Linked DNA regions of Homo sapiens: region 1 is linked to region 2. Evidence: read pairs that join two places in POLR2A ChIA-PET (ENCODE). Cell type or tissue: K562. All regions are shown on one strand. Links, peaks and the distances in the headings refer to the core of each region. The heading gives the core; the rest is flanking DNA.

Region 1 (2,935 bases), core at 116-2,615, 66 kb before region 2:
AAAAAATATTTAAAAAATAGCTGGATGTGGTAGCATGCGCCTGTAGTCCTAGCTACTTGGGAGGCTGAGATGGGAGGATGGCTTGAGCCTGAGAGGAGGAGGTTGTAGTAAGCCTAGATCATGCCACTGCTCTCTAGCCTGGGTGACAGAGCCAGCCCCTGTCTCAAAAAAAAAAAAAAAAAAAAAGTTCACATTAGGTGAAAAGACTAATGACTAAAGAACTAATAAATTTGAAATAAATGAGAAGAGCCAGACACTTCAGTGCAATCAAAGAATGGAATATCTCATTTTATAATTTCAGGGGAGGGGCTGTTCTGAGACCACAATGTCTAAGATATGGCCATTGGAGCAGGTGTTTGAAACGAAGTGGAGGAGAGTCACTGGAGATGAAGAGGTCATGAATATTTTATGGTTTGAGATGCAAATATTGAACCTTTGACTGAAATATTCTGGTAGATTTTTTTCCACCTAATAGTTAAATAATTAAAGGGCATGCATGTATTTATAAAAAATAAGCTCATACTTTACATTTATGTATTCATTCATTTGCTCATTTATTCATCCATTCCTTCTTATTTAGAACCTGGCAGTAAGTTGCATATACAACAATGGCCAAAGCAGACAAATCTAGGCCCTCATGGAACAGAGTAGTAGGAGAAGTGGACATTAAACAAATAATATATAGTTATACATTGTGAAGTGTGCCCTTGGGAAAATTACATTGAGGGATATAGGTGATAATGGGTTTTGGTGATGCCTGTTTAAGTGGGTGCTATTTCATCAAAGCTCTATTGGGAATACATTTTTTTTTAATTTTTAAAAATTTTCTTGAGACAGTCTCGCTCTGTCACCATGGCTGGAGTGCAGTGGCACGATCTCAGCTCATTGCACCCTCCACATCCTGGGTTCAAGCATTCTCCTGCCTCAGCCTCCAGAGTAGCTGGGATTACAGGCACACCACCATGCCCAGCTATTTTTTCTATTTTTAGTAGAGACAAGGTTTCACCACATTGGCCAGGCTGGTTTTGAACTCCTGACCTCAAGTGATCCTCCTATTTTAGCTTCCCAAAGTGCTGGGATTACAGGCGTGAGCCACCACGCCCTGCAGGAATACATTTTTGATAAGCAAACTTTATTACTTTTTTATCTCTCTTATTTGTATATAAATCCACAGGTGAGTGAACTTGCCTATCATTAGATGTTGAAGGTTGGGATAGCCCCAAAGTACGGTTTGGGAGTACAGTCAGAAGATGCTCAGTGATCTGGAGTAGTTCTGAGAAATGTGTAGCCCTCCCATCATCAGCTTGAGATTCAGTTAAGTCAGCTGTAAGATGCAAACAGAAGTACACTAAAGCTTCATTTGGAGAGGGACATGCTTTCAAGCCTCACCTTGCATATCCAGAAACCTGTGGTCCCTAAAGTGTCCTGCAATTATAACATAAGTTTTAAATAGAAAATGTATATGATATAGATCCTAGAAAATTCCTTCCATTTACTTCTTACATTCCCTAAAATAAGAGTACATTTCACCAGTGGGGAAAAGAATCTGTATTTTATTCTTACAGTGCAAAAATGAACACATAATTCACTATGATAGACTCTATAATATTTCTAAAATGCCAAAATCTGGACCAGGAAGGCAATTTAACTTTTAGTCATATATAACACACATCCAAAGTCTACTATATGAGTTGTATTTGAACATCAAAAGATGTCATAAATACATGGCTACTTTAATAAATCCAGAAAAAAATCTTTCTGCTATGTGAAAAAAAAAACAAGTTTTATTTTTCAGCCTTACTATATTTTGAAGAGCTATATTTCTTGGCTTCACGGTAAGTCTTAGTAAAGATTTTTAAATGTGTAAGTAACTGAGAAATATAGTACTTTTATAAAGTAGCTCTTTATTCAATTTTTACTGTAAATTCATTATTTTGCTTAAATATTTAACTCTATATTTGTCATTCTTGCTAGTATTTACAATTCTATTGAAATAAATTTGTTAATACAAGTCTTAACCACTTTCTGTTCCCAGTCTTCCATGGCTGTATTTATAACAAAGACTTCTACACATTGAAGGAAAAGATGTTTGTATTCACTCATTCAAAGAATATTTATTATGTGTCTCTTATATGCCAAGTACTGTTTTTAGGCTGGGAAAGCAAAAGTGAACAAAATGGTCAAAAACATGTGCTTTCATTTAGCTTCCATCCTGGTATGGAGAGACAGAAAATAAACATAAGTTTCCAAGATATGGGAGGCCCAGGAAAAAAATCAAATAAATTTAATAAGTAAACAAATTATATTTATGCATTAAAACATAATCGCTCCTGTAGAGGAAAACATATATCAGGTATATGGAATCATACACATTATTGCAAAAATGCTTTTTAGGACATAGATCAAACCAAATTAATTGAAAGGCTTATGGAATTTCGAATATAAAGTTACAATATAATATTATTACTCAGTTTTATTTACATATATTTAACATAATTTATTGGTGAGACACCACGTTGGACCCTTTCATATTGAAAATTCATTTAATTCCCAATACAACCTCATATAGTAGGATTTGTTACTTCATTTACACATGTGAGAAAACTCTGATGTGTGTAGATTAATTAATTTAGCTCAGTAGATGAAGCAAGCAAGTGATGGGGCCAGAATTCAAATCCAGATTTTTGATTCCCAATCTTCTCTTTTTACTCTACTTTGCTGCATCCAATGCTCCCAGTACTTTATGACAACATTCTGTCCTTTGCTTTATCTCAGATGGCATAAAGTTTTCAGATTTTGACATCCTTTCAGTAAAAATAAAAAGTGTCCAGTTATAAAACAACTTTTATGTAGTCTAGCAAAGGGATTTCTAAGGAAATATTTTGCAACTCTCTCAAGATGAGAGAGAGGCAAGTGAACACTCAGAATTAACATT
Region 2 (2,935 bases), core at 178-2,677:
CTTTCTCTCTACAGTGCCATGCATGGTCTCAATATGTTCATGTGTATAAGTTTTTATTTATTTTTTTTGAGGCAGAGTCTTGTTCTGTCACCCAGGCTGGAGTGCAGTGGCGCGATCTTGCTGCAACTTTCTCCTCCCAGGTTCAAGTAGTTCTCCTGCCTCAGCCTCCTGAGTAGCTGGGATTACAGGCATGTGCTGCCATGCCCGGCTAATTTTTGTTATTTTTAGTAGAGGTAGGGTTTCACCATATTGGTCAGGCTGGTCTCGAACTCCTGACCTCACGTGATCCACCCATCAATAAATTTTAACTTTTTGTAAGATTTATGTACATTGCATGATAGTAAGTGATGAAATAGGCTGAAATCTACATATATTTTACATTTTCATGGCATATCTTTTTCTTAATTTTTAAAATATTACTTGGCTGTGTGGTTCAACTTTGAGCTTTTTAAAAAATCGTTGCAAATTTCCAAAATTTTTCCCAATATATTTATTGAAAAAACAATCTACATATTAGTGAACCCATGCAGTTCAAACCCATGTTGTTCAAGAGTCAGCTGTATTTGTATGTGTTTGTCTCCCCCACAAGGACTGAGACGCCCTGAGGGTGGGACATTATTTTTTCACTTTTCAAATTCAGTACATGGTCATAGTCCCTAATATATAATAGTCACTCTAATAATTTTGAATGAAACATGCTAACCATGGGGGCCAGAATTAAGGAAGGGGAACACTGCCAATTATCAGAGAGTTTTGGCAATGCCTGGACTGATTTCTCTATGTATGCATTATGAGCTCGATATTGAGCTGATGCTATGGGGCAAATAATAAGGGTAGGATAAATCAAAAATATAATTCCCCACTCCTGCGAGACATAATTAACCATTTTAAATAATAAGCTTTCTACATGTGTGAAAGAACTAGAGAACTAGTTTTAATATTGTCCATAAACTAGGTAGAAAGATAGTAACAGCTTTCATAATATAGGATCAATTTCTGGGTGGTTACCATTGCAGCTGAGAGACTGTTACTGCTATCTAAAAGGACAGGTTTGACCCTTTCTTATGTGGTTGGTTGATCCTTATGCATGTGGTCTGGAGATGAACAAGTAATTTTTTCAGGCTGACTCATAGTTTTGTACATTTCAACCCAAGTCTTTTAGTATTCGTTCACCTTTCATTTGAGGAGAAGCTAAGTGCTGACTGCCAGAGGATGGAATAGGAAGACAATGGTGAGAGTTTTCTCTCTCTTCTTATCCAGCAATGTTTTAGTACTTCTTATAGATTAGCTCTCTGGGAAGTGTCTTCATCCTAATGGTTCTGTATTCAGGGAAAAGGGAATAAATCTGCTATTTCTTGCTGACTATCGGGCTTTAGCTTTTCTTCTCCACGGATCTTGTAAAGAAAAAAGTGAGGGTGTATGATATATGGCCAGAAAAACCTAAATCAGAAAGAAAGAACATTGATCTAGATTGCAGTGGATATTGGTGGATTTTTTTAAAGCTCTAAACTTTAAAAAAAAATACTCAGGAGTCCCATATAACCAAGAAAGAAATAGAATGACTGTGATAAAGGGTAGGATCCTCTGCCCTGTATCCTCCTCTTTGCCCTTTATTTTCTTCCTCCTGGTGGCCCCTGGAGACTCCTGCTTGACACCACTCCATCCCCCATGAAACTTGGGAGAGTTCAGTCTGAAAATAATGACTCCAGATAAGGAACTCTAGAGTAGATTAACAGCAATCAGTGGTGGTGGGTATATTTTCTACCCCCACTTTTTTGTGATTCTCTCTATTTATCAAAAATGAAACTTAGTAGACATGTTCTTCTTTTTCTTTCCTGTATCCTTTTTAGGTTTCTAGCCATCCATGAGAAGGAAGTTAATGAAAATGGAAGTCAAATTTTAAAAATGACTGGACATGCATTTTTTCATTCCTTTTAGCTTTTGCTTTTATTATGTCTTTATTAAACAGTAAGACATTCATATGAAAAGAATAGAAAATACAGATAAGCAAAAAGAAAGCAAAAAATGAATTTAGTGAAATTACATACCTTTCCCATTCATGTGCAATTTTTACATACTAGAATGCTACATAATTCAAGTGTGAACAAATTATTGCACATTTATTGGTGGGAAACTGAAGACATAAATAATGGATATCTACATTTAATGTTACAAAAATGTTCCAACCATATTGTTGAGTTAAAAATAATAGAAAGGAAAGTAGGCTCAATAATGCATACATTATATATATATGTATTAATATATTTTATATATTTTTCCATTTATACAATATGTATTTAAAATGTATATTAACAATATGCTTTGTTTTAAAATAGATACACTTACATATTTACAAACATACTAATTTTTTTAAATGTAAATATATACTTGTCTTTTACCTTTATTTATGGTATTTCTAGGCTCACATACGTTTAAAATTTTTATATAATCAAATTATTATTTTTAAAGTGTTTTTTACACCTCACTTTCAGGCTTAGAGTATCCTCAGAAGTAATTAGAATTTACCTTGCTCGGTTAGTTTTTTCTTTTTATACTCTGTTGTTCAGTACTTTATGATTTGTTTTTCGCTTCTTACTTTTTACTTCATACTACTATATGATTTGTATTTTTTGTTTTGTTTTTGTTTTTGAGATGGAGTCTCACTCTCGCCAGGCTGGAGTACAGTGGCACGATCTCCTGTCATTGCAATCTCCACTCCTGAGTTCACGTGATTCTCCTGCCTCAGTCTCCCGAGTAGCTGGGACTATAGGTGTGCACCACCACACCCAGCTAATTTTTGTATTTTTGATAGAGATGGGGTTTCATCATGTTGGCCAGGGTGGTCTCAATTTCTTGACCTTGTGATCCACCCTCCTTGGCCTCCCAAAGTGCTGGGATTACAGGTGTGAGCCACTGCACGTGGCCTGATTTGTTT

What was found. Peaks named below come from ENCODE experiments on the same cell type or tissue, not always from the same donor. Only the 100,000 strongest peaks of a DNase experiment are listed, where the experiment ranks them.
Region 1: POLR2A ChIA-PET joins it to region 2 with 8 read pairs; 8 of 35 experiments call an interaction of 5 or more read pairs at or near these places.

The regions. Positions count from the first base shown.
Region 1 is chr7:121,009,442-121,012,376 of GRCh38, forward strand. The region is part of intron 2 of CPED1 (cadherin like and PC-esterase domain containing 1); the gene reads left to right. Among named protein-coding and RNA genes, the nearest start is that of CPED1, 22 kb to the left of the region's middle. In K562, for the core only: no CTCF peak of the experiment used is centred there; no DNase peak of the experiment used is centred there.
Region 2 is chr7:121,075,418-121,078,352 of GRCh38, forward strand. The region is part of intron 5 of CPED1 (cadherin like and PC-esterase domain containing 1); the gene reads left to right. Among named protein-coding and RNA genes, the nearest start is that of CPED1, 88 kb to the left of the region's middle. In K562, for the core only: a CTCF peak has its summit at 609; DNase peaks (open chromatin) are centred at 614, 1,094 and 1,664; H3K4me3 peaks cover 1,567 bases.